2 separate regions of the Homo sapiens genome follow, and region 2 is linked to region 1. A link is a loop called in an ENCODE intact Hi-C map of the cell type or tissue named here. Cell type or tissue: PC-3. All regions are shown on one strand. Links, peaks and the distances in the headings refer to the core of each region. The heading gives the core; the rest is flanking DNA.

Evidence for each region. Peaks named below come from ENCODE experiments on the same cell type or tissue, not always from the same donor. Only the 100,000 strongest peaks of a DNase experiment are listed, where the experiment ranks them.
Region 2: it touches region 1 in a loop (2.8-fold over the local background); 6 of 110 quality-filtered maps call a loop at or near these places.

What each region holds. Positions count from the first base shown.
Region 1 is chr4:140,232,042-140,248,432 of GRCh38, reverse strand. It overlaps LOC124900784 (a long non-coding RNA gene), which reads right to left and starts at 8,831. Exons shown (of 2, transcript XR_007058280.1): 1 at 8,702-8,831; 2 at 4,514-8,321. RefSeq lists a silencer at 4,790-4,979. In PC-3, for the core only: no CTCF peak of the experiment used is centred there; no DNase peak of the experiment used is centred there; H3K4me3 peaks cover 342 bases; H3K27ac peaks cover 1,001 bases.
Region 2 is chr4:140,171,442-140,187,832 of GRCh38, reverse strand. No RefSeq gene overlaps it. Among named protein-coding and RNA genes, the nearest start is that of MAML3, 25 kb to the right of the region's middle. In PC-3, for the core only: no CTCF peak of the experiment used is centred there; DNase peaks (open chromatin) are centred at 7,042 and 10,932.

The sequences.
Region 1 (16,391 bases), core at 2,706-10,705:
ATACACTAAACACAGATATACATTAATGAATAAAATAGACACAGGTCCCTCCTACGGGCTACAGCCAACCAAATGACAAACAATTACAGATATACTTACAAACTGCCTACATCTGGGGGAAAAATTAGATTCAGAGATAGAGAATAACATAATGTATCTATATAGACAGACGGATTAGAAATGGCCTCTCTAAGCAGAAAACATTTAAATTAACATTTGAACAATTAAAAAAAAAGGTCTACACTAGCCATGTACAGGGGTGGGAAGTATTGATGTTCCAGGAAAATTTAAAAACACATACACATGGCACACAGCATAGGGAAAGACCCTGAGAAGGAAAAGCATGGTCTATTTAAAGAGTAGAACATTATGGGTACCGACATTTGCAGACTGGAGAACAAGCTAGAATCAAAGCCTGTCAGTGTTTGATTGGGTAATCTAATCTGGCCGTCTGAGCAGTTCTTAAATCCCCATCATAGTATGCCCTCTAAATAGCCAACCAGTACTAGGAGAGGGAGATGGAAAAATAATAAAAATAAACAAATAGCCAACCAGCTTGTGCTCAAGTCTCTCCAACGAGAGGGAATGTACTACCTCTTGAAGTATCCATGCCAATTTGGTTTTAAAATATGAATGTGTTTCACCTTAAGGAAGCTGGAACTGGAATCATGAGTTGTAAGTCCCAGGCCTGCACCTGAGAAAATTTTTTAGTTGAAATGGAAGACGCTACTTAGATAGCCGTATCTCTCATTCATTATTATATAGGATGCCAAGAACAGGCAGCAAGATTTCAAGTTCATCATCTTTTTTGAAGGAGAAAAAAATTTGAGAATGATAAGACAGCTCTCACAAGCTTTCCACACTTTCTGTTGTAGCAAAATTCAGGTCAGCATCCTGGCAAGCCAGTGATGGTCAGTTGTACTCTTGCAAGACAGCCGTGTATTTGGGCTGCAGTGGGGAGGTGGGAGTGACTTTCCTGTGGTACTTGTGGCATGTCACATGGAGGAAGTGCATCGTACCCTCCAAGTTTACAAAGTCTTTGATAACATGAGTTGGCTTCCACATGGCCAGTTATTGCCCTCACTAAAGAAGCTCTGTAGGATCCCAGGAAGATCCTGCCAGTTATTTGCTGGTATTGCCCACAGCCAGCACATACCACCAATAGTTTGAGGCTGGTTTGAGTATTTATTTGTTCCAGAGCACGTAAAGAAACCTAAGTTTCCAGGTCTTAAGGGAGGCACTTCCAACTTTACAGTCCACAGACCATCTTCTCTTAAAGTCATCTATGAATTTTCATATGGTGACCGTTGACCCAGCCTCATTGAAACAGCCTTCAAAGGATTTTGGCTTGTCTTTCAATCCCAGCACTTTGGGAGGCCGAGGCGGGCGGATCACGAGGTCAGGAGATGGAGACCATCTTGGCCAACATGGTGAAACCCCATCTCTATTAAAATACAAAAAGTTAGCCAGGCGTGGTGACGCATGCCTGTAATCCCAGCTACTTGGGGAATCGCTTGAACCTGGGAGGCGGAGGTTGCAGTGAGCTGAGATCGCACCACTGCACTCCAGCCTGGCGACAGAGCAAGACTCCGTCTCAAAAAAATAAAAATAAAAAAAATAAAGTGTGAAAAGTCAAAACATTGACCAAGACAAAATGCGAACCCATGCAAGGAAATCCAATTGGGAGCCAAAGAATTTCACCACTGAAACACAATTAAAAATCACCACAGAATTTCAATTCTCAAATAGGAGTAATGCTCTAAAAATATAAAAGCGATGGAAAAATAGAGAAAAAAATCAGAATATCCTGATGAGGCTGGCAGGTGGAATATGGTGTCCATATGCCTCCTGGTTTTAGACCAAACTAAATAAAAATCCACAGACCAGTGCCGCAAATATCACCGCCAACTTTTTGAGCCAGTTCACGAGCCTATTAGACTGCTTCACATTAAAGGATATGCTAGATTCACCAACATGCCCTGGAGTGCAGCCAGCCCACCAGGACTGAAGGGATGTCTTCTGGGCTGGCCAAATGTTAAGAAGGAATGTCAACAGGATGCTCTTAAAGTTGCCCTGTGGTGAGCTGCAGTGGGACAACTTGAAGGAGCAGGCCAAAGGACCCATGTTAAGACTTACTCAAATGTTGCTTTTTGTGATGACTTCTAGCAGTAACAGCTTTACAGAGACAGCAACAGACCTTGCTGGCCAGCAGCAGGGAGAAACAGAGCAGATCCTTCTGACCAGAGGCATTTGAGGACTGGCCCCGCAAGGGAGCCCATCTGGAAAGAGCAACCAGCCCTGTGAACAAAGATTGGAACCATAAGCCACAGGTCAGTCCTTGACTTTCGTACAACCCAGATGCAACCACCAATTGTTCATCAGTGGATTGTGGCAGTTTGGAACTCAGGTTATAGAATCAGATGGCCTGGGTTCAAATCTTGACTCTATTGTTTAGTAGTCAGATGACCACAAGAGAGTTTCTCAACTTTCCTAAGCTCATTTCTTCACCTATAAAATTATAATAATCATACCTACCTTATAGAGGAGTCTATGAATATGTATGCTACTTGTTAGAACAGCGCCTGGCACATAGTAGCTGCTCAATAAATGTTTGCTAGATTGTTATCAGTCTTTATGGCTCCTCACAGAGAAATGGAGGTCATATTATAGTTTGCCATCGACAGGTCTGTGTTCATATTTCTGCCATTTACTATCAAACACTGAGGGCAAATTATTAAGAATTTTACAGGTCAGTTTCTTCCTCTGGCAAATACAAATAATAATAATACCTTGTGGCTTTTACAAAGATTAATTAGATAATAGGCACTAAACACAAGTGACAGGGTGTGGTATGCTATTGGGGCTCAGTATATGGTAATTATTATTATTTGGTCCTGATGGCCGAAGGTCTGGAAGTTTCTGCTGTGACAGCAGTGTTCCATATCTGTACTGTGTAATGTTGTAGCCATTAGCCACTTCTGGCTCCTGAATACTTGAAAGGTGGTTAGTACAACTATGGAACTAAATGTTTAATTTTAACTTAATTTTAACTTAAATATGCACACATGGCTTGTAGCTCATTCATTGAACAGCATAAGCTAGGTTGCTCAGGCCTTATCCTGTCCTCTCCATATTCTTTCCATGCACATGTCATGTACATCTCATTGACCTCTAGTGTCTATACCAGGGGTTTGGAAAAGAGCAGAGGGTGTAAATGTAGATTTTGGCAGGTTCATAAGTCTTGTGGCATAATCAAAAGAAGAAAAGTTGGTGAGTCTAGGGAGACCATTCCCTTCCCAGCTCTGTGTAATGTCCTTGGGCAGGTCATTTAGCCTCATCTTCAGAAGGGAGGTTTGATACTGACATGATTTCAAAGTTCCCACTTATCATATCACTATGGGGAGTGGATAAGAAATACTACACAAGAAATACTACACAAACTTAGACTTAGATTGTTTTTCAGGTTCTATGAGTTGCATTTAGCTATGTTCAATGTCTCCCAGATTTAAAGATGAGTGATGTAAGTGTTGGTATACAAACTAATATAAATGAATAGGCACAGATAAAAAAGAAATTGAGGCCAAGCAGAAATTAACCTCAGAGCAAAGAAAAAGGATATTGATGAAAAAGCACGTGTGTTCTGTCGGAGCCGAGTGCTCCTGCCATATCTTTTTGCAGCGATGTGGCCTTGTGACAGTGTGGACCAGCGCAGAGAGTGCTGGGGAACACTTGACTAGTGAAGACTTTGGATACATAAACCCATAACATGATGTGTGGTCTCCAGCTGAGTACAAAACCTAAAGGAAATTCTGCAAAACAGATCTCAAATCCACACTGAGTAGAAAGAGCACAGGACAAGGAACCTGGAGGCCAAGATTCCATTCCTGGATCTCTGACCAACCAACTGGGTGACCCACCCTTCATCTGCTAACTTCTTGGAGCCACAGTTTAATCATCTACACAGTGAGTTGGTTGGACCCTACTCCTGCCAGCTTGAAAAATCTGTGATTATGCTTAGAACCCTAGAAATTTCAAAGATGCTTTTCTATGCCAGGAACCTAAAGTGTGAGAAATTACAGGAGCTAAACCTGGTAACAATTCCCACACACAAACACACACACGTGCACACATCTTCTGTTAATCCTGCTGAAGAGTGAGGCCATGCCCTATCTAATATGACCCTGCAGTCCCTATCTGAAGCAACATATGGACCATAGGTGGTGGTACCCGCTTGGTTATAAGCATAATTGTGATGATTAGCCTTGATGGTACCCAAGGAGTATTTTTAGATTATTTAAAGAGACAGAGCAAAGCAATTCTTTGCATTATCAGGTTGTTATTGGTGGTGGTGGTGATATGTGTGTGTCTGTGTTAAGGCAAAATGGGAAAGCTCACCACCTGCTTCTGTGAATGTTGAAATATAATAAACACTGTTCTCACTGGGGATGTGCTGGTTCATAGCAGGAAAAAACAGCCGTGATTTTCAGAAAAGGAAAACCAGTGGCTAATGAAAACCATCCAGATAATTGAGTTTATTAATCTATTTGGCTTTAAGTCATCTTTCTCCACCATTTCCTAGTCTCTAAGTTCACAAGCTGTTTTGAAGCTCAGCTCCCTCCCTAATTCTCCCAAGGCAGCTGTGCGATAAATAACACTCCTTGCCCTCTCCTCAAACAACAGAAAGTGTTGGTTTTGGAGAACACCTGGGGAGTGAGTCCCCAGACATGCACACACCATTTTCAGACCGGGAAGTCCCTTTGAGGCGGTACTCACTGGACCCTGAACCCCAATCATCTCAGGAAGGAAATTAAGAAACTGCAGTGTTAGCTGAGTCCTTTGCCCATGTTCATTCTGTGCTGCTTCTCGGCCTTGCTGCCCCTCCAGCACCCAGACTGGCTACACTCTACACAAGAGCAGTCTCCGCTGCAGCTTTTACTTCCTGGTGACAGCCTGGCTGCCCTAGTAGGCGGGGATTTTCTCTTTTGTTGGAGCCCTTACAACTAAATTTATGACTCTTTTATTAGTTTGGCAGGTGCTTTAAGTGAGAGAGGAAAGAAGTGGCATAGCTTGCAATGTAGTTTCCGTTTGGAAAACGAGGAAATAGAAGTATTTATCCACAGTCATTTTCTGCTAAAAGCTTGCAAAGTTTTCAGGTATCATTAAGAAGGGGCCTTCTCACTGCTTCAAGCCTAGGTTTCTGGAACATGAAGGCTAGAGGGAGTCTGTAAGATCATGAAAACTTCTGCTGGTAGGAAAGGGGCCTAGACAGAGAAGTTAAATAACATGCCCAAGATCCTGCATTGCACAGCGAGCGAGAGCTCCAACACTAATGCCTGGATCAGCTCATTTCCCTGCATCTCACCACAACCGCGCCCCACTTCCTCTTTATCTCAATTTCTCTCTCTTTTCCTCCCTCCTCTGTATCACCTTCAAAAGGAACCTTTTTTGGTGGGCCTAGGAAGAAACAGTAAATCTATGGAAGAGACAAAGAAGGTTGCCAGCCTTTTTGCTTGCCTGCCTTCCTCCCTCCACTCCTTCCTTCCTGCCCTTCCCTTCTTCCCCATTCTTCCTTTCTTGATATTCGCTGTTCTGTCCTTGCCCAGGAAATAAAACTGCATTTTAAAGAAAAGTGCTTGTGCATGTGTGTATATGTGAGTGTGTGTGTGCATGTGTGTGAAGTGTGTGTGTGTGTGTGTGGAGTACATGTGTGTAGTGTGTGTAGTGTGTGTGTGTGTGTGTGTGTGTGTGTGTAACCATGACTATCTTTCCGGAATAAGCCAAAAAAAATGTAAATGGCCTTCCAAGCAAGTGGAACATATAAAATGATAGCTTTGTTTGCCTGTTCCTTGAAAACCTTAAAAATCAGTGTGTGGACAAATGATTCACACACCACAGACCCTGGGTTGCTGCCCTTCCTTTTGTTTTTCGAGATCATCCCATTTCCTTTGGGCTTCTCCCGGCTCTCCTCCAATCCACTCCTACCCTTGCCAAGTTGTCTTTTCCATTATTAGACATCCTAATAAACACTCCTAATAAATGCAGACCCTATAAACCAATCCAGGATGCTGCTTTTGGCTCCTCTGCCACCTTTAGGAAAGACTGATACCTGCATTAACTTTGTCATCTGTCCTGGAGAAACCCAGCTGAGATCTCTAACATATTCTGCTGCAAGCTGCAATATAATGGACATATTTAGTGTACATTCTGTTGTTAAATGGAATCTGCATTTCTAAGTGAACTAAAAATGCTTAATTATTAATAAACTCCCCAGGGATTGGTGACATTTGGAATGATTTTATCATGCTGTAGATATTTAACAACACAATATGTATGGTGGTATCTAATTCAACCTCTTTTGTTTAAAAGAACCTTCCTCCCAAAGTCATTTGGACTCATACACTATGTAGATTAGTCTCTGAGCATCCAGACCCAGGTAGAGGTAGAGGGAAGTCACTGAAAAATGGGATGGAGTTGAAGCTAGGGCAACAGTGCAGGGAGGGGTGGAAAGAGGCACCGAGGAGCCACATCCTGGGAGCTGGAATTGGTTTGGGGTGGGCTACAACAGGAGCTTTCATTGAGGCGGAGGCAATGGTGGCAATAAAAAGTTAATGGAAAGATCACAGGACTAGGAATTAGGGTGCCAGGCTTCTAGTTCTGCACCAATTTGCAGCCTGACTCTGAGCAAATTACCTCTCAGAGACAGAGTTTTCTTCTATATATGAAAGGCATAATTGCACCTTCCTTAGCTACCTTATAGAATTGTACCTTCCTTAGCTACCTTATAGAATTGTGAGCAAGGTATATAAAAGTATACCTTGGCTCCAAAAACTCAAGCATTTCATAACAAACATATTCAAAGGGGGAAAAAGGAAATGGTATTCACTAAGCACTGTCTACGTGCCAGGGGTTGCTTCCAATACTTTTACAAACATGAAGTCAATTAGCCTTTGCAAAAAATCTGAGACAAACCTGACTGCTCCCATTTGCAGAGTAGGAGATTGAGGTTCAGGGCCTTTGCCGAAGGTCACAAAGCTAGTGGCTGAGTCGGGCTGAAAGCCTAAAGGGAACAGGTACATATTTGAGCCGACAATATGTGAAGGAAAATGGGTCACAACTTTAATTTTTAAATAGGAATGTTCCATCAACCTAAGCATTTGGTTGACTTATACATGGTGATACGCATGATCACAACATATGAACATTAACATGAAATTTTAATTATTTTGCCATCCATCTAATTCTTGGCACAGTTCTGATATTAAGGAAGGAAAATCTCTTAGTGTCAAAAATAGATTTTTAAATAAAGTAAATGTGGCTCGGTGCGGTGGCTCACGCCTGTAATCCCAGCACTTTGGGAGGCTGAAGCAGGTGGATCACAAGGTCAGGAGTTTGAGAACAGCCTGGCCAACATAGTGAAACCCCGTCTCTACTAAAAATACAAACATTAGCTGGGTGTGGTGGCACATGCCTGTAGTGCCAGCTACTTGGGAGGCCGAGGCAGGAGAATCGCTTGAACCTGAACCCGGGAGGTAGAAGTTGCAGTGAGCCGAGATCATGCCATTGCACTCCAGCCTGGGGAGCAGACTGAGACTCCGTCTCAAAAAATATATATATAAAAATAAAGTAAATGTTTAGGAAGTCCTGCCATTAGGTTTATAGGATCTTGATCTGTTAGTAGTGGATTGACTGATGATATTGAATTTAACACTCATTACTTCCTCATTTCTGGAATTTCACTGTGAGTCTGGGTTTGGATGGCGTTTTAGACTCCAGTAGTAACAATTATTTCTCCTTCCTCCATTCCTGTTCAGCACCCTGTGTTCTCCCCAGGATGGTGGAGAGCTCATTTGCATACAAATGCTCAGCACGTTGTGGGTCCTGGTTGGCAGCATTCAGCCTGGAGATAAAGTTATTAATGGCTGTTTATAAGAAAGACAAATTGGAGCAGGGTTTGGAGCAAGAGACCAGAAGCCAGTCCATCACCTGCTCCCTCGGTGACCTCGCGTCACCTCTTCATGCTTCAGTTTCTCCATCTGTTGGTGGAAAGAATGATACATGATACCTTGCTCTCAGACTGTCAGGAACATCTTTGGAAAGCACTAGGAGATGCTGGAAGAGGCCCGAAAACCTTCATAGTTGCGTTTATGTGGTAAAATAAAACTTCATCTGATGGTTTATAAATTACAGAAAATATGATTTTTTTCTCTCAAAATAAGAAGATGAAAAAGTACTTATATTTCTTCATTCATTGGTCGACAGTATTTCATTAAATCCACTTCCATGGCTGGACCTAATGATTCATTTAAATATAAACAGATAACCTGTAGAAGGTGCACAAGTAGATGCTATTATTACCAATAGTTAACTTTACTACTGCAAAATGCATTTCTACACTACTTTTAACGTTTTTAGCATGCTTCCTCTCTCCCCCTCACTCCACAGTCACAGACACACACGCTTCCCCATGGTAGAATGGCAGAGAAATGGTATAATCTCCTCTATTTTACAAATGAGAAAACCTAAACTAGAAGAAGTCAGTAAACTGCCAACTCCATGCAGGTAATTACAGACAGAGTTAGAATAATCTAAGCCTTGAAACCCAGCGCTTATCCTTCCCAACTTCATTTTTTATAACCCTGAAGACTGGCTTTTTTTTCTCTTTCTGTTTTTGTACATCTTTTTTTTTTTCCCCTCCACTTACTGATCTCACAGGGCTACAGGTGCCTTCTCCATATTCCTTCTCTAGGAAGGCTTCTAAAGCAACTCTCATCTCTGAGGTTCTCAAGTAAAGTTTGCAGGAAAGTGAGAACTCAGGCATGACTGTTTGCTTGTTAAGCTTGCTCCTCCTTGTAAGCCCGAAGAAAAACCTGCCGAAAATCATATTACTGCGTCACTGGGCCCTCCAGACTGCTCTAAGTGGAGGATCCAGTCATGCTGCACAAGTCATCTGCAGGCTGAAATAGCTGCGTCGTGATGCTATTACGGACATGAGCTTGTATGAGCTTCTAAAGTGTAGCCAGGCTTAAGAATCAGAAGAGAAAGCATGGGTTGAACACCAAAAGAGCACCTTAAACTGATACTTTTTTCCTGTCGGAAATTAAATTGTAAAGCTTATTAGAAACTGATGAAGAGACACAGAAAAGCTATAGCTGATAATGTACCAACCCCATTGTTCACACATATCCAACAACGACTTAATTCTCTGCATCCCATTTGCCAAACCTGTCTGCTATTATTCCTTCCCAGCAAGTGCCCCCGAGTACCTGCCCAGTACCACTCAGCCAGAAAAGTTTCCCGAGATTTTTTAATACTGAAACAAAGAGGTCTGCAAATGGGAAACCCAATATAATAGACAGCTGGCTGCTGCTGGCCATGGCATGACTGCCCAAGCTCAGACAGAAAGAACGAATCTTCTCGAAGATGTTCCTGTCTGCCCCACTTGAGCCACTACTGCCAGGGCAGGCATCCCTGGGAAATTGCCCTGTAAAATGAGCAGCTCCTTTTCAACAGCAGACTCCCAGCTGCTTCCCACCTCGGAGGCTGCTATTGGGCATGACAGGGCAGTCCTCCTGGCCTGGCTGGCGCTCAGTGGGACTATTAGGAGCCTGGGCTGGGAGGCACAGGTGGGTGGGGGCAATGCGGCAGCCCCAGGTGGCACACCTGCCCCTTGCAGGGCCCTCTCCAGCTTTAGATTGACGGGGCTGGTGATTCTAGGGTTGGGTGCCCTTTCCAAGTGTATTGATCTCCCCTCCTCTTCCCAAATTGCGCCATGCACCTTCACCCACGCTAAAGCCCTGCCTGGAAACAGAACGCTGTGGCCAGCCCTTCCCCCAAGAGCCAGAAGGGCCAGCTCTGGCCCACAGCCAGGCTCTAAAGAAACAGCATAGGGCAGAGAGAGGCGGTGGGTGGGGCCAAGAGCCTTGTGTTACACATTCAAAGCCTAATTTTGGATCAGAGTCATCCTTGTAGCCAAGCCTGAAAGATCACTGAGGCCCCAAAATGAACCCGCAGCTCTGAGGCGGGGCCTGGACGAACCCTCAGCTCTCTTGCCCACATGCTGCTCTCCTTAGGGAAGTTAAGTTAGGCTTGTTTGGATTTTCACTGGTATTTTTTTAAGCAACATCAGTTGTCTTTTAGCCTCATGCTAGCCGAGGGCAGTTCACGTTTCCTACCCCTATCTCTCTGTACACATTCACAAAATGCCTCAGCTGAGAGGCTGACCAGAAGCCAGGGCTCCTAGTGCTACTGCCTAAGACACGCCATTCTGCTGGTGGTCACACCAGTCAGACAATAGGCCAGTCGGATGAAGGCAGCTGCAGGTGAAAGCAGGCACCTTCCCATTAACAATAGAACCAGCTCTCTCTGACTGACATGCAAGAGTCTCTTGCGAGAGGAGAAACCGGACCAGAACCAGCGCTGGCCTCTGGAAGCCACAGGAGAGAGAGAAGGGCTGCTCCCTCTTCTTACAAGGGTGTGGGCACTTCCTTCAGAGAATTTGTTGCTGCCAAGATCAGGCTGTTGCCTCCCAGGAACTCGAGGTATCGGGATGCTTGTTTGCAGAGCTGGCCAGCCAGCAGCCCAGAGCAGCTGGTTGTAATTATGCGTTGCAGCTTCAGAGGAAGTTGCTGGCTGCGGAGCGTGTGCTGGGCCTGGCTGCACATTGGCTGCTGGGCTTAAGGGAACAATGGAGATAGAAACCAGTGGCAGCAGGGGAAGGGGAGGAGCGGGACGAGGGTGAAGACAGGCAGAAAGAAAGGGCAAGAGCTGCTCCCAGCGCTGAATATGGAAAAACCCACATCTGCACTCCAAGGATCCGTCTCTTGTTCCCAGACTTAAAACAAAGTGCATGCCCCTCTGTGAACAGCCCCCTGACTTTTCTTTTTAAGCTGTACCTGCTGCACACTGTATTTAGAGAAGTGTGCCTGGGTGACATATTGAATAGCACTCCTCAGCCTGTTTAATCTAAATTGACTGCATCTTTGTAGCAGCTGGCCACAGGGAAAAACAAAAGAATTCATGATGAAAAAGGCAAATCTCTCTTGACGAGAAAGTACCTCAGCAGTGGTAGCAGCAGTTAAACATTTCAGTACCTTGCTAAATGCTGTGCCCAGATGCGTACATCAGGAGGAAAAGAAAAAAAAAAAACTTTATAGAAGTGAAATGTGGGTTAATTAACAAGTTTTTTTTTTCCTGGATGGAGAAAAACTTATTAATGTCTGGTTCTTTATACTTTCCAAGATTTCTTCAGTGTTTCCTAATTAGAACGTAGCAGGAAAACGAACAGAGGGAAACCGGTGAGTTGTTGGGGGTCAGAGGGCTTTCTTCCTGCTGCCTGTGTTTGGAGCCCCCGCCCCACCAACTTCAAACCAGCAAGGATCTTCTATCACATATTTATGGACAGTCACATCTACTTAGTCTTTCTGTGGTTCCTTCCTCCTTCAGCCGGGAGCTTGCTCATAGCATTCACACAGCTCAGAGTTCCCAAAAAGTATGCAGAATCCCGTGTTTCTGCCAGCTCAGGGAATATGTTGAAGGCCCCAAATCAGACAGTGCACAGGCCTGAGAGTCCTGTGGCCTCTTGGTGACCCCTCTCTACTCGTACAACTCCTGATTTATGTTGTTTTAAAAGGGCGGGTGTCCTACCTGTTATTGGGCACCCTTGATGTATAAAACTGACAGCCACGCACAATGACACATTATTGGCTTGGGTTGGTAAATGAGGAGGCAATTTCATTACCTTTTCCTCTTATCCATTGCCTAGCACAAGATTACTTGAAATGCTATCAATCAGTAGGGATGAATGCAGGGAAGTGCCCAGCTTGTGTGTGGGCATGGCAGCCTTGTGCCCTAATGATTACAGAAAATAAATGATGACGCTACTGTCTTTAGGACTGATTGCAGGATCTCCTTATTGCCTGAGTGAAGAGATTATGGTGACAGGTCAAAAGGATTTTTCCAGTAAGTTCTGAGTAGGTACTATTTTTTCTTCTTTTTCCTTCCTTCTCTTTCCTCCCACTTTGGTCCTAGTTTTTTGAGGTTTTTTTGTTTTTGTTTTTTTGAGAGGGTCTCACTCTGTTGCACATGTTGACCATGCAGTGGCATGGTCATAGCTACTACAGCCTTGAACTCCCGGGCTCAAGACATCCTCCCATTTCAGCCTTCCAAGCACGTAGGACTACAGGCACATGCCACCATGCCTAGTTAATTTTTAAATAAACATGTGGTCTCACTTGTTGCCCAGGCTGGCCCTAGCTTTTCTAAACACACATGTACACGTACACATACACGGTTAGTTTTCTAGAGCTGGGCTGTTCAATATAGTAGCCACTTATGGGAATTTAAATGAATTAAAATTAAATAAAATGTAAAACTCAGTCTTACAGTCACACTAGCCATATTTCAACTGCTCAGTAGCCACTGGTGGCAGTGGCTCCCATATTGGACAGCACAAAATTAGAGACTACTTCCATCATTGCAAAGTTCTACTAGGCAGCCCAACCAAGAGCATCTATTTGCTCTTCTATCTCAGGACTCCTGTTCCTTTTAGAATCCTTTACCTATAATTTCTTTAAAGGTGAAACTTTTTTTTAAAATCACAACTTAAAACTAATTAGCTTCCTCCCAGCAACTAAGGGAAAGCTGTCCAGCTACTCTGCTGATAGATCTTCTAGAAGAGTTAGTTTGGCAGGGTGTGGCAGAGTAGACACTGAAAGGACATAAAGTCAGCTAAACTAGTTTCAGGCTGTCTGACCCTAACCTATTTCTTTAGATAATTTTCCTAGATAATTCTTAATAATAGCTAGAAGGAGCCACTCTGAAGCTAAGTGGTGTGTCAAGAAAGATACCGGGGTATCTCCATAAAAATTTGCACAATAAATAAAAAGTAATAGCTCCTTTAGAACTACACGGTACACACTGCACTACGAATTCCTGCAGTGAGGCTTTGAAGTTGGGCGGAGATGCGCAGAGCAATGAAGCACTTTGATGCAGCTGGAAGCATCTTCAAAGCTTCCAGAGGGAAAGATTAAAACAACTACCTGTAACCAATTGTTCAGGTCTTTTGTGTGTGTGTTGGTGGGGGTAGGGGCTGGACCACACAAAAATTAAACAAATAAACCAAAAACTGCATGGAAGCACTGTACCCAAACTAACTACAACAAAATGAAACAAAAGATGGGCTATTTAATTTAATACTTTTGCTGGGAAATAAACTGCACCAAAATTTTTAATTTTTATTTTTATTTTTGAGCTTAAAATATAACCTTGTTCGCATATGGCACATACGTTCAATATTTTTAAATTTTTCATTTCAAGTTCCTTTTGCAAATCTTCCAACTCTGCTTTGTTCTCATCTTTCCTAGTGATAAGATAAACTATGTATCTTATTAACAAGTTAGACAACATGAACACAAAGTTTATCCTGAGCCTCCCACAATTAAATTTAAGATGAAAGTGTTCAAAGTGCAGGCCCTATGAGTATGTTATTATTCACAAATTCTTATGAACTTTTATTCCACTCTATTGTGGTGAGGGTATTGGTGGGTAACGGTGCGTTCCTGGAAGCACATAAACAGGATATTGCCAAAGTTGCTTTTTTAGTCAAAGCTACTTTATCACAAAGCAGCCATTACATGTTACTGCCACAACCCTGGGCGATCAACTGGCCTGATTTTCCCAGTTTTCAAGGCATAAATGTGAACTTGGCCTTGTTGGACAGTGAGGCTGAAACAGGGAGGAAGAGCAGAAAAGAGACTAGACCAGTCAAGTCCAGCTTGGGAAGTTTCTAGGGAAGGAGTTAGAAACATTTAGAGTTCAAGATCTCAGCCTCTTCCTTTCTGACCCCTGCTGGGGAGACTGGGATGAAGATGCGGGGAGGGAGGGCTGTTGAATGTTCCCTGTGGACCATTTCAGAAAAACAGCTGGAGATGTTGTCCTACTCAGTGAGTCAGGGAGACAATCTGACAGAAGCTACTAGCCTGGGTGTCAATAAAACTTCACCCCTTTTTAATCATTTTCCCCATGCCTTGGGCTGTAGACCAAACTTTGAAGTAAGCAGTTCCAGGCCCAAACAATACCTCTGATAGTCAGTTTGGCAGGTTTCATCGTCACTAAGGCTCCTGTGGCAGGTGAAAGCCACAGATCTCTGTTTGTGGCTATCTGTTCTCTTGTTAAACTAGAGGTTCCCTTCTTTATGCTGGAAATAGAGCAAATGAGGAGGAGGGAGGCAGGAGGGTGCCCTCTGACCACTTGCTGGCTGAGGCAGGCTCACTGTTTCACTCAGAGAGTAAGCAAGAAAGGACCAAATGGTACCATGATCCTTGATGAACAAATCCTCTGAAAACAAACCCCCTTCGTAATGAAGCTGGCTGTTTTCTTTTTCTTTAAGTCTTCATAAATCATATGCAGCAGTGTTGGCATGAGTCATATGGCTCGATAGCAAAGCTCCTGCTAAGCCACACAGCTGCACGGGACAAAAATACCTCGGTGAATAGAGCATGTTTGTCCTGCATGGTTTATGGTATAAATAAGAAATCAGTGAAATTTAGGGTTTCCCCAGCCTCTCATTTCTGAGTCTCATAATTCCTGGCTGCCTCCTCTGTCCCTTCAGCTGCCCAGTGTCAACCCATGTCCCAGCATCCTTGCTTCTGTCCAGAAAGCCAAGGATCTGATCAGGGTCATCTTCATGTACTGACTGTCTCATTCATTAATGACCTACACTTTAGTCCAAGTCAGGTTTAGTCAACATGGAACCCCAGCCAGGTAAAAGTACTTGGTCCTTTAATTCTACAGACTAATGAAGGATGGCCACCTTATTAAAGGACTTTTTTTTAGACAGATTCTCACTCTGTTGCTGGAGTCATATGGCACTGGAGTGCTGTGGCATGATCTTGGCTCACTGCAACCTCCAGCCCCCTGGTTCAAGCGATTCTCCTGCCTCAGCCTCCAAAGTAGCTGGGACTACAGGTGTGTGCCACCACGCCCAGATAATTTTTTTTTTTTTTTTGTATTTTTAGTAGAGACGGGGTTTCACTATGTTGGCCAGGATGGTCTCAATCTCCTGACCTCATGATCCGTCCACCTCGGCCTCCCAAAGTGCTGGGATTACAGGCATGAGCCACCACGCCTGGCCTAAAGGACCCTTAATGGATGGGGCAATATGGAGCACAACGAGATTACATATGTGTAACTCCTACCCTGATTTTGCCCTTGTTGGGTTTGGGGGCCTCTTGTGAAAGGTGCCGGTGGGGGTGGGGGGGGGTGGGGGCAGTCAGAGGTGCCATCTCTCCTCTCCAGATAGTCTGTGTCATTGCAGAGACTGGGCCAGACCCAGCTCCCTCTTCAAAGCCTGTTCTGGGCTGTGGGGGGTGATCGAACAGGGCTGAGTTTATTCTGCTGTAATCCAGACTAGTCTAATCTAGTCTATCGCATAGTCTTCTTTTTCAAACCTTTTCTCTGCTTCCCTGGAGGGTCACAGGTTAGCCCTTTGATTCCAGCTTCTTTTTAATTATCTATCCCTATCTTAGAACTTCCAAATACTTGTTTTCTGGCGCTGTTTGATGTAATTTTGTTTAATATTGAATAATGTCATACTGTACCAACCTCTTTTCTGTCTTCCTTGGATGGGTCCTTATGGCTTCTGTGTTATTGCTTCATCAGGCAATGAAGTTTCTGACACTAAAGTGTGCTGCTAGAATGAATTTGCCTCATTAACGGAGGTATTACCATGTGTGTGGGTCACTGAGTATCTGTTAGGTAGCATATCTCATTTACCTTCAGATTAGGGTATCGTTTAATATGTATTTAGGGCCTTGGTTTTAAGAGATGTATTTCTTTAATTAAATACATATTTTGAGTCCTGACACTTGACATGTTTTGCTTATATATAAAATGTTTATATAATTTGCCTAAGTTCAGTGAAGTATAAAATACACTAATGAATGATAGTTAATCATTCTACAAATATAAGGCTAAATTTTTGTGGCTGGACTCGAAATAGCCTAAGACTTTTTGAACATTCTGGGCACTGTTGCTTTTGGATTTATTTTCCTCAATACACAGGATAGATTCTTGCCTGCAATGATACTTTAAAACAGTTTTCCAGCCACATTCTGTTTGGGGACTTTGGGTGTGGAAAACAAGGAGAAAGGTAGAAGGCAAGATGTTTTCAGTAATTGTCTTTTCTCTTTGAACTTTCTGTTTACTTCCCTGATCCTTCTTAATGTGGAAAGACAAAATGAACTTCAATGTCAGAAGGAACTAGATTTGAATCTATTAGCTTATAACCTTGAACAGGTTGCTCAACCTTTCTCATCCTTGTTATTCTCATCTTTAAAAGTGGATGATGATATACATTTCCTAGGTTGGTTGTGAATTAAGGGTGCTTAGCCCAA
Region 2 (16,391 bases), core at 3,966-11,965, 62 kb after region 1:
TTTCCCCCCTGTGCCTGTCATTGCCCTGCCCAGGTCCCTAGGACATGCCAACATGCTTCAGCTGACTGCCTACTGCCAGAATCTGCATCTCTGTACTGAGGGCTTTCCTGCCCCAGAACAGCAGAGAGGGAAGCCATGCAGCAGGCTGAAATTGCCTGCAAATTAATCTACTCCCCTCCCAGTAGCCCTCAACCAATGATTCTTGGGAATAGGTGTATAAATACCCCAGCACTCTCCTCCCTCGGGGGGAATAATTCTGAGGCTCTGTGTTACACTGTTCCCCTGCAGGATTAAGTTCCAGCACCCACACTGGTATCTGCTTAGTAATATATGTTTACTGGCAGCTTCCCAATCTCTGCTTCACTTCCCCACTCCCCTGCAGCATCCCTTGTGTCCTGGAATCCTTGTCTCTGGGTCTGCTGTGCTTGAAACCCAAAATAAGATAGGGAAGAAGGCAAGTAGTGGTTTCAGAATGCCTGTTGTGCCTGGCATTGCTACAGGTATAATCTTCTTGAGTCCTCACCACAGCCTTGGTATAAAAAAAGCTATTTCATAGAGGTGAAACCTGAAGCACAGAAGGATGCGTAACTTCCTCGTGGTCACCTGGCAGCTCAGTGGTCAAGCTGGATGCTGAATACTCATCCATTCTCTTTGGCCTGATGGCCATCCTGCTTCCATCCTATCCCCGTGGCCTAGGCCAGGGTTTCATACTCTATAATAGAGACGCAAAAATATGTGTAAAATAAATCTGTGGATATTTCTGGAATAAACTCTGATGACTTGCCATCCTATTACCTATTCTGTGGCTACAGCTGCAAAGATAAAACATGTATCAACATAAGCAAGTGTTTTCAAAACACCTTTTCCTCCTCTGTTCTGTCTCTCTTCATAGAGATTGAGACTGTGCCAAAGTTAAGGCAGGGAGCGGGCATGACTCATTAACAGCCTGCTCGGCAGGCTGGACTGTGAAACTCTCCATATACCCACTGATGACACAGACACAGAGGCGAGGAAAGGAGGAGACCAGGTGAGGCATGAAGGCGGATGCCCACACCGATGTGCCTGGCTTGACTCCTGCAAAAATGCTGTGCTTTTGTGTAGACATTGCCTGAACTCCACTGAGAAAGACAGCTCAGTGAAGGGTTAGTGTCTTCTCATATCTGGCAAGAAAGCAACCAGATTTTTTTTTTTAACCTCAGAGGAAAGCTACAGTTTTTAGTCTTTTTTTTTTTTTCCTCAAAGATCTCTCTAGGGTTAGTCAGCCAGTCATTATTGAGCATACATAGAATATAAACTTAGCAACAGGTTCTTATCCTCAAAAACTTTAGGGTCTAATCACAGAACTTAGCAATCGAATCCTCCAGTTGGACTGAAGGGTCCTGCTCTCCCTGTTGTCCTGCCTCACCTGCAACTCAGACCCAAGGGTGACTGCCTTAAGTTGTCCCAGGAGACAGCACTGCCCATTCTGCTGTCTTTTCGGTGATACTCTAGTAAGCGTCTAGCTTCTAGGCAGTCCTCAACCCCGGAGGCAAGGGAAGTGGTGTTGGCTAGGGATTCTCCATCCAGATCACCTGTGAAGACCTTCCCTCTTGATAGGACGAGATGGATTGTCTGTAAGGGAGTAATTGTCCTATATCGCTACTATTGATTAAACGCTGAGAAACATGCTTAGGTTGCATTTGCTGTCAGCCGAACTAGTGATGGTTCCGTGTCTTCCTATAAATTCTTTTCCAGCTGGGCTTTTTTGTGGTTTAGTATTAAAATAGACACTTCCTAATTAGACAGATCTCTGTCGTGAGGATCAATCTGAGAATTTCTGTGGTGTTTTCATATTAGATATCTCTTCACAAATCAGCCCTGTGCTCTCCAGCTTTTCTAAATCATAACTCACTGAATAGCTTCTTAAGCAGGCAACAGCCACATAACTAGTAATTAGAGTCCTGTCAGCTGATATCAGCAGCATTAGTTTTCAGCGGCTGACATCAGCAAGTCCATCATATATTTAAAGCCATAGCTACTCATAGTTGTGATGAATACATCAGGAATATCCAATTAATAAGAAAATTGTTTTTTTAAAAACAAGTAAAACCATGTTTGGGTGAAAATATAGAAAACAAGTTAAAATCAGAATTACAAGCCAAATATCAGCACAAAAATGAGTCTGTAAGAGCCCATAGATCCTAGACAGTCTTCCAGGGTCTGGCACAGACATCTATCATAAATCCACAAACAAGTCTGCTCTTTCTGATTAGAGAATGGAGTTGTTTGGTCAAGGTTATAGAGAACATCTGTTTTAATGACAGAAGTCAGGAGAAGAGCAGCACTTTGAGCATCTCCATTCTTTATTCAGATTGCTCATAAAAGAGCTAGTGATTATTTTCTTTCAAATATGTTCTGATTTAAAATAAAGCGTTGACTCTTATTTGGAAGAAAACACACCATAGAAAGCTTGTGTTTATTTAAAAATTCAAAAACTGAAATTTCAGAATAACACTATTTGAACAATAGCCATATATTTTTCTCAAAATAATTAAGAATTGATATGACCATAATACAGAAGAGGAAAAGTAGAATAATTTCAAATTAATTAAATATAAATATTATGAAAGCTATTTTGTACTTAGAAAATAATCAGAGAAATAATAGTTTTCTTTAAGGAATGTATTTCATCTATTATTTAACTGCTAGTCCTCAAAAATGCTATCAAAGTGATATCTATTTTTAGACTTTGTTCAAGGCTTTGCACCAAATGAATGATGGCTACACCTGCAAAGGCTTGCCTATCAAATTGAGTTAGCATGAACTAGACCGCAGTTGCAACTAAACCTATCAACCTCCAGGAAACTCTGTCTGCTGCCACCAAAATACAAGGGCTAAAATTTAATAAAGGAATTCTAAACAGGTAACATTTTTCTTTCTCCACAATTTGAGACAGCATTTGTTCATCATATAGAAATGGCAAATACGCATGTTGGAAATTCAGAAAACAAATATGTCAGGAAGCATTTTATGCACCATTTAAAATTATATTTAAACAGTTCCCTGGCTGTAAATTAAAGAAAGGAAAAATGATGTGCCTAAGCTTTCATAAATGTCATATACCAAATTCATAGAAATTAATAAATACAAATCAAGTACAATTTATCTTTTTTTCATTAAATAAAGCAGTAATTCACCAAGGCCAAATGAGAGTTACAGACACTAACACATTATTAAAGGGAACAACGATACTGTATTACCAGAAATGTTTGTAACACATTAGATATGTTGCCTCAAATGGACAGGAATAAATTAGAAATAGTATGTATATTTTATGACATATTGATAGTTTTTCTTCCTTGTTTAATCCACCCCTCTTTTCTCATAGTTTAACCCTTCCTCGGGGCAACAAATGCTATCAGCTCATGTCACAAACCAGTTCAAGACGATGCAATGGCTAATAAACCAAGGGCAATGCATAATAAGGAATATTTATATACTTGAGCCAGATCGGAGAATAAAGTGCTGATCCTTCACAAGCTCTTCTTGTTTGTTGACCCACACAGACATCTAATCCTGCTTACATTTTTGAGGATAGTCTGGACAAGGGGGCAATTTATAATGGTGGCTTGTAATTACCTGCAGTGCACTATAACCCAGGGATCTCTATGTGCTCTGTGACCTGGTGCCAATTGGACTAGAGAGGGAGACAAGAAAGGCACAGGGATGAAGGTTGTTTTCTTTATTTAAAAATAGCTTTTTCAGGCCAGGCACAGTGGCTCACGCCTGTAATCCCAGCACTCTGGGAGGCTGAGGTGGGTGGATCACTTGAGGTCAGGAGTTCAAGACCAGCCTGGCCAACATGGCGAAACCCCATCTTTACTAAAAATACAAAAAAAAAATAGCCAGCTGTGGTGGTACACATCTGTAATCCCAGCTACTTGGGAGGCTGAGGCAGGAGAATCGCTTGAACCAGGGAGGTGGATGTTGCAGTGAGCTGAGATTGTGCCATTGCACTCCAGCCTGGGGAGAAGAGGGAAACTCTGTCTCAAACAAACAAACAAACAAACAAAAATATATATATAGCTTTTTCAGATGATAAAATTTATGTTTGTTATACAATCTGGAAAATACAGAAAGATTAAAAAGTAAAAATCATCAATCCCTTAACCTCTCAAAGAAATTATTGTTAAATTTTGGTGTGTTTCCTCCTGGTATTTTAATATATATGTAAAAGACACAATTTGAAGTATATCTTATATCCTGCTTTTATTTGTGGGCATATTTCCATCTTATTAGGTATCTCTCAAATGTATGGGGTGTTTTGTTTGTTTTTTGGCTGTATAGCATTTTATTGCAAATACTGTCATTTATTGACATCCCCTGATATTGGGCATCTAGGTTGTTTCCAATCATTTTGTGCTCCAAATAATTTTGTAGCAAAAACATGCTTGCATCTTTTTTGCAAGAATACGTACATTCTATGTGCATCTTTGATTACTTCCTTGGAATTAATTTCCTATTATGGTAAATGTACTCTTATTACATCTTGCCAGATTCCTTTTTAGAAAATACGATACAGATTCAAGTGGCCAACATCCATGATCAAGGGTAAAACCTAAACGCAGGCTTACCATCACTCATTATTTTACAGTCATACATCACTTAATAACGAGGATACGTTCTGAAAAATGTGTCATTAGGTGATTTCATTGTTGTGGGACTATCACAGAGTATACTTACACATACTTAGATGGTATAGCCTACTACATACACACCTAGGCTATAGGGACTAGCCTATTGCGCCCAAGCTGCAAACCTGTACAGCATGTACTGCACCGAATACAGTAGGCAATTGTAACACAATGGTATTTGTCTATCTAAACATACCTCACCATAGAAAAGAAACAGTAAAAATACCATAGAAAATTTTAAAGTGGTACACCTGTATAAGCCACTTAATATGAATGAAGCTTGCAGGACTGGAAGTTGCTCTGGGTGAGTCAGTGAGTGAGTGGTGAGTGAATGGGAAGGCCTAGGACATTACTGTACAATACTGTAGACTTTAAACCCTGTATACTTAGCCTACACTAAATTTCTCTAAATTTTTTTCTTTCTTCAATAATAAGTTAACCTTAGCTTACTGTAACTTTTTCCCTTTATAATTTTTTTTTTTCTTTTTGAGACAGAGTCTTGCTCTGTCACCTGGGCTGGAGTGCAATGGCACAATCTCAGCTCATTGCAACCTCCACTTGCCAGGTTCAAGCGATTCTCCTGCCTCAGTCTCCCAAGTATCTTGGACTACAGGCACGTGCCACCATGCCCGGCTAATTTTTGTATTTTTAGTAGAGATGGGGTTTCACCAGAAACTTTTACACTTTTTTTAACTTTTTGAATCTTTTGTAAGAACACAGCTTAAAACGCAAACACACTGTGCAGCTGTACAAAAGTGTTTTCTTTTTTTGTATTTTTATCCTATAAGCTTTCTCTGTTTTTAAATTTTAATTTTTTTTTTTTTTTTTTTTTTACTTTTTAAACTTTTTTTTTTAGAAACCAAGACACAAACACACACCTTAGCCCTGGCCCACACAGGGTCAGAATCATCAATATCCCTGTCTTCCACCGCCATATCCTGTCCCACCGGAAGGTCTTCAGGGGAAATAACACACAGGGAGCTGTCATCTCCTATGATAGCAATGCCTTCTTCTGGGTACCTACTGAAGGACCTGCCTGAGGCTGTTTTACAGTCAACATCTTTTCATGAGTAGAAAGAATACACTCCAAAATAACAATTAAAAGTATAGTATAGTAAATACATAAATCAGTAACAGAGTCATTTATTTATTATCATTATCAAGTATTATGTACTATACAAAATTGTGTGTGCTCTACTTTTAGGTAACTGGCAGTAGATTTGTTTACACCAGCATCATCACAAACACATGAGTTGTGTTGCACTGCATGTGATACTATGACAGCTATGATGTCACTAGGCAGTAAGAATTTTTTAGCTCTGTTATAATCTATGGGAGCACTGTTATATATGTAGCCTATTATTGGCCAAAACATTGTTATATGTTAGACGACTGTAAATTTTTTTAAGTGAAAATGCAAATAAGTGAAAATTGTTTTTTAAATTTTAATTGACATTTCTAAGATAAGTGAATTGTGAATATCTATTTCAATAGTTCTTGTTATTTGTATAAAAATACACATGATCATTAAAAATATAGAAAAATTGCAAAGAACATCTATTATCTACTTATAACTGGAGCTAACCATTAAATTTTTTTATTTATCCCTTCTGATATATATATTATATAGATATGAAATTATACTGTACATATTTTATAATCTTTCTGTTCAACAAAATATTTGTACAACTTTCCATATGATATAAATTTGAAGCATCATTTTTAATATTTGCTATGTACTAACATCTTCTTAGCTAGATTCCTATTGATCGGCATTTAGGTGATTCTGAGGAAACTGAACATTTTGATGATTTTTCTTTGTCTTGATTTTAAAAATATAATTTTAAATTTAAATGTTTTAAATAAAATATTTCAAACCTACATAAGGGTGTAAAGAATAATGTAATGAAATTTCTATGCCTATCTCTGAGTTTCAACAAATTCCAACATTTTGCCATAGTTAGCTAAAATCTTTTTAAAGAAATAAAACCATATAAATATGGCTAAGGCCTCTTATGTATATGCTTTCCAATCACATTCCCTTTATTCTATCCCCCAGAATAATTGTTGTATCACGTTCCTATGGCTGGTTTTATTATAAATTATATCAGCAATTACATAGTATATCCATAAACAACATATGTTTTTTGTTCTTAAGCTTTTAATATTATTATGCTCCATATATTCTCCAACTTACTTTTTCGCTCAGCATTATATTAAGCTTTATCCCTATTGAAACATGTAGCTTTAGGTCCTTCATTTTCACAGCTGCACAGTATTTTGCTATATGACTGTATTTGACAATTTACATAGTCATTCTTCTACAGGCATACCTTGAAGATATTGTGTGTTCAGTTCCAGACCACTGCAATAAAGTGAATATCACAATAAAGTGAGTCACACAATTTTTATGGTTTCCCAGTTCATATAAAAGGTATGTTTACACTACATTGTAGTCTAGTGTATGAAATAGCATTATGTCTATAAAAACAATGTAATACCTTAATTTAAAATACTTAATTGCTAAAATATGCTAACGATCACCTGTGCCTTCAGCGAGTCATAATCTTTTTGCTGGTGGAGGGTCTTGCCTCCTTGTTGATGGCTGCTGACTGATCAGGGTGGTAGTTGCTGAAGGCTGGAGTGGCTGTGGCAATTTCTTACAATAAGACAGCAACAATGAAGTTTGTCGTATCAATTTCTTTCTTTCTTTTTTTTCTGGAGACAAAATCTCACTCTGTCACCCAGTGGCACGATCTCAGCTCACTGCAACCTCCGCCTCCCGGGTTCAAGCGATTCTCTTGCCTCAGCTTCTCAAGTAGCGGGGACTAGGTGTGGGCCACTAGGCTAATTTTTGTATTTTTAGTAGAGACAGGATTTCGCCATGTTGGCGAGGCTGCTTTCAAACTCCTGACCTCAGGTGATCCACCTGCCTCAGCCTCCCAAAGTGCTGCGTGCTGCATCAATTTCGAGAAAGATTTCTCTGTAGCGTGTGATACTGCTTGAGAACACTTTACTCATTTCTGTCAATATTAGAGTCAATCCTCTCAACCTCTGCTGCTGTTTCACCAACTAAGTTGATATAATATTCTAAGTAATTTGTTGTCATTTCAACTATATTTAAAGCATCTTCACCAGGAGTAGATTCCGTCTCAAGAAGTCACTTTCTTTGCTCATCCATAAGAAGCAGCTCCTCATTCATTCAAGTTTTCTAGCAAGATGGCAGCAATTCAGTAACGTCTTCAGGCTCCACTTCTATTTCTAATTCTCTTGCTATTTTCACCACATCTGAAATTACAATAGTAACATCAGAGATCGCTGATCACAGATAAAACAGGTACAATAATAATTAAAAAGTGTTAAATATTGCAAGAATTATCAAAATGTGACACAGAGACCTGAAGTGATCACAGGCTGTTGGAAAAAAATGGCCCCAATAGACTTGCTTGATGCAGGATTGCCACAAACCCTCAATTTGTAAACAAAACAAAACAAAACAAAACAAAACAAAACAAAACACAGTATCTGTAAAGAGCAATAAAGTGAAGTGCAATAAAACAAGGTATACCTGTATATTGAAGGTGATTTCTGATATTTTGCTACTACAAATAATGCAGTAATTAATATTCTGGTACATTATTCCTATGTAAGAGTTTCTCTCAACTAGAGAATGTTTTCTAGAAATTGAATTACTGGATGGTTAAGTATAAGCATCTCAACTTTCTGTTCAATTTACTCTCCAAAGCTGTTCTACTAATTTGGACTCCCAACAGTAATAGCATATGAGCCCCTTTTAGAGTCAAACTTTTAATTCTACTAATATGATAGATGTGAAAGGGTATCTCATTTTTATTTGCACATCCCTGATTGTTAGTAAGGTTGACCATCTTAACATATGCTTATTAACCATTCAGTTTTCTTCTATAAATTGCCTGTTTATGCCTTTTGCCCATTTATCTATTGTTTGTCTTACTAACTCTTTGTGAGTTAAATACATAGCAAATATTTCTCTTAGTCTATAGCTTGTCTCTACGTATTTTGGCTTTTGTTGTTGTGTGGTTGTTCTTTATCTGATGTTAAAGTTTTAAATTATAATATTATCATGTGTCCATTTTTTATGGTTTGTGCTCTTATGTCTTATCTAACAAATTTTTCCCTACACTGATTTATTGGAATTAAAGTCCCAAATTTTATCTTAAAAATTTTGCTTAAAAAATTTAATTCTCTAATCCATCAGGAATTTTTTTGCATAGGACTCTTATTTCTTCTCCATATGAATTGTTTTTGTACCATTTATCAAATATTGATATTAAATTGTGATGCAACTGCTCTCCTATACCAACTTTTCCATAGGCCAATTTCTGAACTTTCATATTTTGTCTCATTGATTTGTCTCTTCTTGCCCTAAAATCACACTATCTTAAATATTCTCAGCTGATATTGGTTTGAGATTGTGACATTTTGTTCCACTTCAGAATTTTCTTGGCTAGTTTTTATCCTTTACTATTCCACATGAATTTTAGGATTAGCTTGTCAAATTCTATGAAAAACTCTACTGTAGTTTTGATTGGATTTGTATTTACCTTGTACAATAATTTGAAGGAAATTGACTTCATAGTGTATTAAGTGTTTTTATCTAAGAACATAGAATTTCATTCCATTTTCTTCAAATCTCCTTTCATATTCTTCAACAATGTTTTGTGATTTTTTTCAAAAACTTCTTACACATCTTTGTTGGACTTACTCATAAATAGTTACCATTTTTATTACTCTTGTAAATTATCCTTTGCTTATTATATTTTCATATTTATCATTACTTATGTATAGGAATGCTATAGATCTGTACTTTGATCTTGTATTAAATGTATTTGAAATAGGTCAAATTCTCTTATTAGCTCTAACAGGTTGTTCAAAACTTTTTTTTTGCACTCCTTTTATAGACAATCATATGGTCTACATATAAAAATAATTTGTCTCTCAATTTCCAGTTCTTAGTCCTCAAATCATTGCTTTCATCTTACTGCATTGTTGAACAGCAGAGTAATACCAAATATTCTTGTACCTTTTCTTACTTTAAAGTTCTAAAATTGTTCTATTAAGAAAAGGAGTTCTAGCTGGGTGTGGTGGCACATGCTTGTGGTCCCAGCTACTCAGGAGGCTGAGGCAGAAGGAGCAATCAGCCCCAGGAGTTCGAAGCTGCAGTGAGCTATGATTGCGCTACTGCACTCCAGCCTGAAAACAGAGTAAGAGCCTGAAAAAAAAAAAAAAGATAGAAAGAAAGAAGAAGGCAAGCAAGCAAGAAAGAAAAAGAAAGAAAGAATGGGGTTTCTATCTTTTTAAAATATTTCATACCCATTATCAAATTTATTCTGCCTTTCATTCCACACATTCTTATTCAGAGCTTACTCTTTGCCAGGCACTTCTATAAGTGTTGCATATAGAATGGTCAATGTGACAAAGTCCTTCATGGAGCTTGCAAAATAGTAAACAAAAATATATACATTCTATATTATAGTTATATTATATGTAATAATTATATTTATATGTAATATACACTGTAACATATAATATTATATATGATATATTATAATATATGTTATATATATACACACACTTTCAGGTATGGATACATGATATGAAGGGAGATAAAGAGTGACAGATAATGCATTGTAGATAGAGTGTTCAGAGACAATCTCTCTGAGAAATTAACATGTGAGCCAAGAACTGAATAAGTGGTTTGGGGTGTATTTTGCAGGCTCTGAGACAGAATTCAGTATGCAGGTCATCCAGGAAGTGCCCTTGGGACCAACACCTATGAAAGCAAATGGAAGAAAAGAAGAATGGGTAGAAGGAGAAATTGAATGCATGGCAGGTCCAATCACAGCCTTGCCCAGTTCTGATAGGGAGCGTTGAGCTAAAATGATCCCATTTAGGAGTTAGAATAAGTAGGAGCAAGGGTACTTGGACTTTATAGCCTTGCAATGATCAGACGTTGAGCATGAGCCACCCAGAAAGTAGTAGGAACATGAGCAAGGTTGCTTTCTTCAACTAAGACAATCCCCTGAAGAGGCCATCCACTCAGGGCTGTCCATTGAGATTCTAGCAGGTCAGATAACAAGACCTTCTGAAAAGGATCTGGCTGGTGCACCACAGGCCATGTGACAATCTCTATGCAAGAGGCAATGAAAGAAATGACTGAGTTAGGTATGAGCCCGGTATGTCCAAGAAGCTGAATGAAGGGCAGTGTGACTAGAAGGGAGGAAGCACGGAGACTAGCAGGAGATGAGTCATAAGGTAGACCAGGGTCAGGCCACAAAGATGCTAACAAGAACTTCAGACTTCCTTGGGAGGGAAGACTTTAGGGAATTATAAAATGGAAAATTATATAAACTGAATTATGGGCTGGGCACGCTGGCTTATGCCTGTAATCCCAGCACTTTGGGAGGCCAAGGCAGGCGGATCACGAGATCAGGAGATTGAGACCATCCTGGCTAACATGGTGAAACCCCGTTCTACTAAAAATACAAAAAGTTAGCTGGGCATGGTGGCATGAACCTGTAATCCCAGCTACTTGGGAGGCTGAGGCAGGACAATCGCTTGAACCCAGGAGGCAGAGGTTGCAGTGAGCCAAGATCGCACCACTGCACTCCAGCCTGGGCGAGAGAGCAAGACTTCATCTCAAAAAAAAAAAAAAAATCAAATAAAATAAACTGAATCATGTTTTAAGAAGTTCTCTCTGGCTACTGTTGGTGGAATTAACGGTAGGGGAACAAGAATTGAAGCTAAGAAACCAGTTGGGAAGCAACAGCAATCATGTAAGAGATTATGCTGGCTTGGACCATGTTGGTAGCTATGAAGGTAGCATGAAATGGATGGATTAAGGATATATTTGAAGATAAAACCCACAGGATTTAATGGTGGATTTAATGTAAGGTTGGGGAAAAGAGAGCAGTCAAGGATGAATCTACATTTCTGGGCTTAGCAATTGGTAAAATGGAGTTGCCTTTACAGAGTTACAAAGGACTTAGGGAGGAAAGGGCTGAGGAAAGGGAGGATGTTAACTACAAGGTTGGAGCTGGATGTGGTTTGGATGTCATTAGTGTACGCATGGTATTTGAAGTCACAGGAATGAATGCAATCACAAGGATGGCTGATATAAAGAGACGAGGTAAAACTAAGAAAATATAGGGCTGCGCTCCAGGGAACTTTGATATTTAAATATCAGGAAATTATTGTGGCCCCAGAGAATGAGAATGAGAATGGATGACTATTCATCTAGGAGGAAAAACCAAGGGCATGGAGAGTCACAAAACCCCAGGGAAGAAAGTATTACAGAAAGAAGGGAGAGATTTTCCATGTCAAATGCTGCTAAGAGACTAAAATAATAATTGCCCAATAAATTTGGCAGTGAAATGGTGACGATTATACCCTGATTTAGTTGGGTTGAGGTAAAAATACTAGATAGTGAGTCTAGAAATAAGATAAGGAAATTCCCTTCTATTCATAATTTACTAAGACTTTAAAAAATCTAAAATATTTAATTTTATCCCAGTGTATTTGTGTGTGTGTGTCTATTGAGAATTGTTTTTCTCTTTCATTCTGATAATGTTGGATTACATTTATGTGTTTTATGATGTTGAAACATCCTTGCATTATGGGAAAGCTCCATTTAATAGTGATATATAGATATGCAATACATATGTGTGTTTAATTCAATTTATTCTTATTTTGCTTAAGATATTCATAAATGAGATATGACTGTTTTATGATGATCTTTTCTTGTACTCTCCCCTTCTACTCTTACTTTCAAAGTTATACTAGCTCCATAAAATGAAATTGGTAGGTTTTCTGCTTTTCTAGTTATCTAGTTATCATACAAAATAATTTGTATAACACTAGGATTATCTGTTTAATTTTATAGAACTGTCTGGCCCCAGGGTCTTTGGGGCAGGGGGTTAGGAAGGTTACAGAAGATATTTACCTGTAGATTCCATTGCTTTAATGTTACAAGTTTACTGTTGTTGGGTTTTTTGCTTTTTTCTTCTCCTTGATTTAATTTTGAAACTTGTTTCCTATTTGCTCTCAGGTCAGTTCTCTGTCTTCCTGCTGCAAATTAGATTTAGATTTCTAAGACTCCCTATCCAATCAGTTAGTTTTGATCAATGGGAGGCACTACTAGAAGACTAGTGGGATGGCAGAAAGAGAGAAACCAAGCTATTTCCCCTGCCCTCTTTTCTGCCTCCAGCATTGGCTGTCTCTTCCAGGGTTCCAGGTCCCCACTAGATCACTTTTCCCTGGCGTCCCAGTTCCCTTTCAGCCTCTGTCATAAGTCCAGTTCCCACCAGTGACCCTGGGTCTTACACTCTAGTAATGCCAACTCCCCTCTTGGTCCCTCCAGTCCTAAGGGTGTTAATAACTTCCTGATGTTACTAATCTCAGGGTTGCCTCATCACTCTCTGTTTCGCTTTGAGGTTCTCCCTTTGTAGTGACTCTTCTGTATTAAATTTCTTTTACCAGACTACCTGGAGAGGCTGCAAATCTATAAATCTCAATGTATAAATCTAACAAAATGTGTACAGAAGCAGTATGGTAAAAATTACAAGGATCCAATGAAAACTAAACATGATCTGAATAAATGGAGAGACATCAGGGGCTCATAGATTAGAAGGCTCAACATAATAAAGATGTGAATTCTTCCAAATTGATATACAGGCTTAGTGCAATTCCTATGAAAATATCAGTAAGATTTTTTTGTAGATATAGTTAAGATTATTCTAAAACGTGTATGAAAGGCAAACGAACTTGAGTAGCTAAAAATTTTGAAAAAGAATGAATTGGGAGGAAACAGTCTACTTGATTTCAAGACTTATATAGCTGCAGTAATCAAGACTGTGGAGTATTAGTGGAGGAATAGACGCATTAATCAATGGAACAGAATAGGGAACCCAGAAATGGATCCACACAAAAATACTCAACTGATTTTTGACAAAGGTACAAAAACAATTCAGCGAATGAAGGATAGCTTTTCCAAAAAATAGACTGAACTAATTCGATATCCATAGGCCAATAAATAAATAAATAAAGCCTCGACCTAAAGCTCACACATCTTACACAAAAATTAACCCAAAATGTATCACAGACTTAAATGTAAAATGTAAAACTATAAAACTTTGAGAATATCATTGGAATTTAGACCTAGGCAAAGTTTCTTTTTTTTTTTTTTTGAGATGGAGTCTCGCTCTGTTGCCAGGCTGGAGTGCAGTGGCGTGATCTCACTGCAACCTCTGCCTCCTGGGTTCAAGTGATTCTCCTGCCTCAGCCTCCTGAGTAGCTGGGTCTACAGGCATGCACCATCACGTCCAGCTAATTTTTTTTGTATTTTTAGTAGAGACAGGGTTTCACCATGTTGGCCAGGATGGTCTTGATCTCTTGGCCTCGTGATCTGCCTGCCTTGGCCTCCCAAAGTGCTGGGATTACAGGCGTGAGCCACGGCGCCCGGCTGGCAAAGTCCTTAAAATCTTTTTTTTCTTTTTTTGTAGCGACAGGGTCTCACTTGTTGCCCAGACTGGTGTTGAACTGACTTCAACCCCTCTTCCCACCTCAGCTTCCCAAAGTACTAGGATTAAAGGTGTGAGCCACCATGCCCTACCAAAGTTCTTAAACTTGATGCCAAAAGTGCAATCCATAAAAAGAAAAACGAATAAATTAGACTTCATCAACATTAAAAACCTTTGCTCTGGGAAAGATTCTCTTACGAGGATGAAAAGACAAATTATAAATTGGGAGAAGATATTTGCAAAACACATATCTGACAAATGACTTGTACCTAAAATACATAAAGAATTCTCAGAGCACAACAGTAATTTACAAACAATCAGATAAGAAAGTGAGCAAAAGACATGAACAGATACTTCACCAAAGAGGGCAGACAAATGGGAAATAAGCACATAAAAAGATGTGCAACCTCATTAGCCATTGCTACACATCCATTAGAATGACTAATTATTTTTTTCTTTTTCAGAGATAGGATCTCTCTCTGTCACTCAGGCTGGAGTACAGTGGTGCAACCATAGCTTACTGCAATCTCCAACTCTTCGGCTCAAGAGCTCCTTCAGCCTCAGCCTCCCAAGTAGCTGGCTCTACAGACACATGCCATGCCTGGATAATTTTTACAATTTTTTTGTAGAGATGGGTCTCTCACTATTGTTGCCCAGTCTGGTTTTTTGTTTTTTAAAAATCTCCTTCTTGTCAGGAATGTTCGCTTTTAGTTGATTTCTATAAATAACTACTCAGTTGTGTAAATATATATTTCTATATTGAGGTAAAGAAAATTTAGGACTTTGACTAACTAAATTTTCAAGAGAGTAATGCTTTAAACTCACTCATTCTATTTTACGTAGTTACAATATTCAGAAATTGAGTGCCTATTTTCTGTAAAAATCACTCCTTCGTGGTGATGAGGATTCTTAAAATATCTCATCTTGTTTAGCTCCCTATTTCATTACACTCAGGGAATCAACTATGTGCACCAAACATATTCAGACTGTTCTCACATTCCACAGAATATCAAAATGAAAGGTTGCAGCCATGCAAAAATATAGTGACTTATTTTACTTATTCCTTATTTCTTCTCAGGCAATGCAATGGGCCCGGGTTAATTCGCATGGCTCATAGAGGACAGTAATTGGGAGCCTCCTGGATTCAGAATACTACTGGTCTTGCCACAGTTCTGACAACCTGTCTTCAACTTCCCGTTAGAAAGCACCTCAGACTCATTCTTCTATGCAAGGGAGCCCAAGTTGCCGGGGCAGAACAAAATGTTAGGACGTATTTTCTTTATCAAAAGGAGGTTGACACCAAAGCACTTACTCAATGGTCCCTTTCAATCTGAAAAAATATAGCCGGTTGTCCTGGATTAATTCTGTTTCATCAGGAGTTCAGACTCAAAGTATCCTTTTTATCTCAAAGAATCCCAAGTCCTCAGAAAGTTATGTGCCAGAAGACAAGTCCTCATCTGAAGACCAGCCTCCTCTGAAGTGTTGGTCTGGACTGAATCTCAAATCTGATATTGATTTTTAACTGCTGTGAGGTTGGTTAGAGTCACTGAACAACAACAAGGAAGCCCTCAGTTTTCATCTTGTTGTAAATGGTATAAGATATAGTAGCATCTGCATTTTCAATAGTATTTAATACCCAAAGTTATTCAAACATTTTTCAAGGAGATGAATGTATCACATATCCTTATACTTTTAAAGGATGTATGTATGTTATTACTTTAATCCTTGTTACTATTTTGTTGTAGAGGCCTGTAGCAGTGTTTCCAACTCAAAACATGAGAGTCCCTTTTCTTATCTTTTCCTTGATAGGTCCCTGTATACCCAAATTCACTTTAATACACGAAGTGGAATAACTTTCTTGTTGATTAGCTTTATTTATGAGGAATAAGAGAATTCTGGAGCTGAAAGATGATATAGCTATTAACCTTCTGATATACATAGTCAAGATAACAAAGCACCAGTAAAGTCAAGATCAAACAATTAATTAGTATCAGGCCTAGGATTTTAGAATTTATGTCTCCTAACTCCTGGCCTAATGTTCATGAAAGCAGAAGGGCCTGTGAATAAACAGGAATATAAAGTCCATTGAGAAACCACCTGAGATATCCCTGTATTTTATAATGAGTCTATTAGTAGTATAAAAATGGTTACTTCTGACATG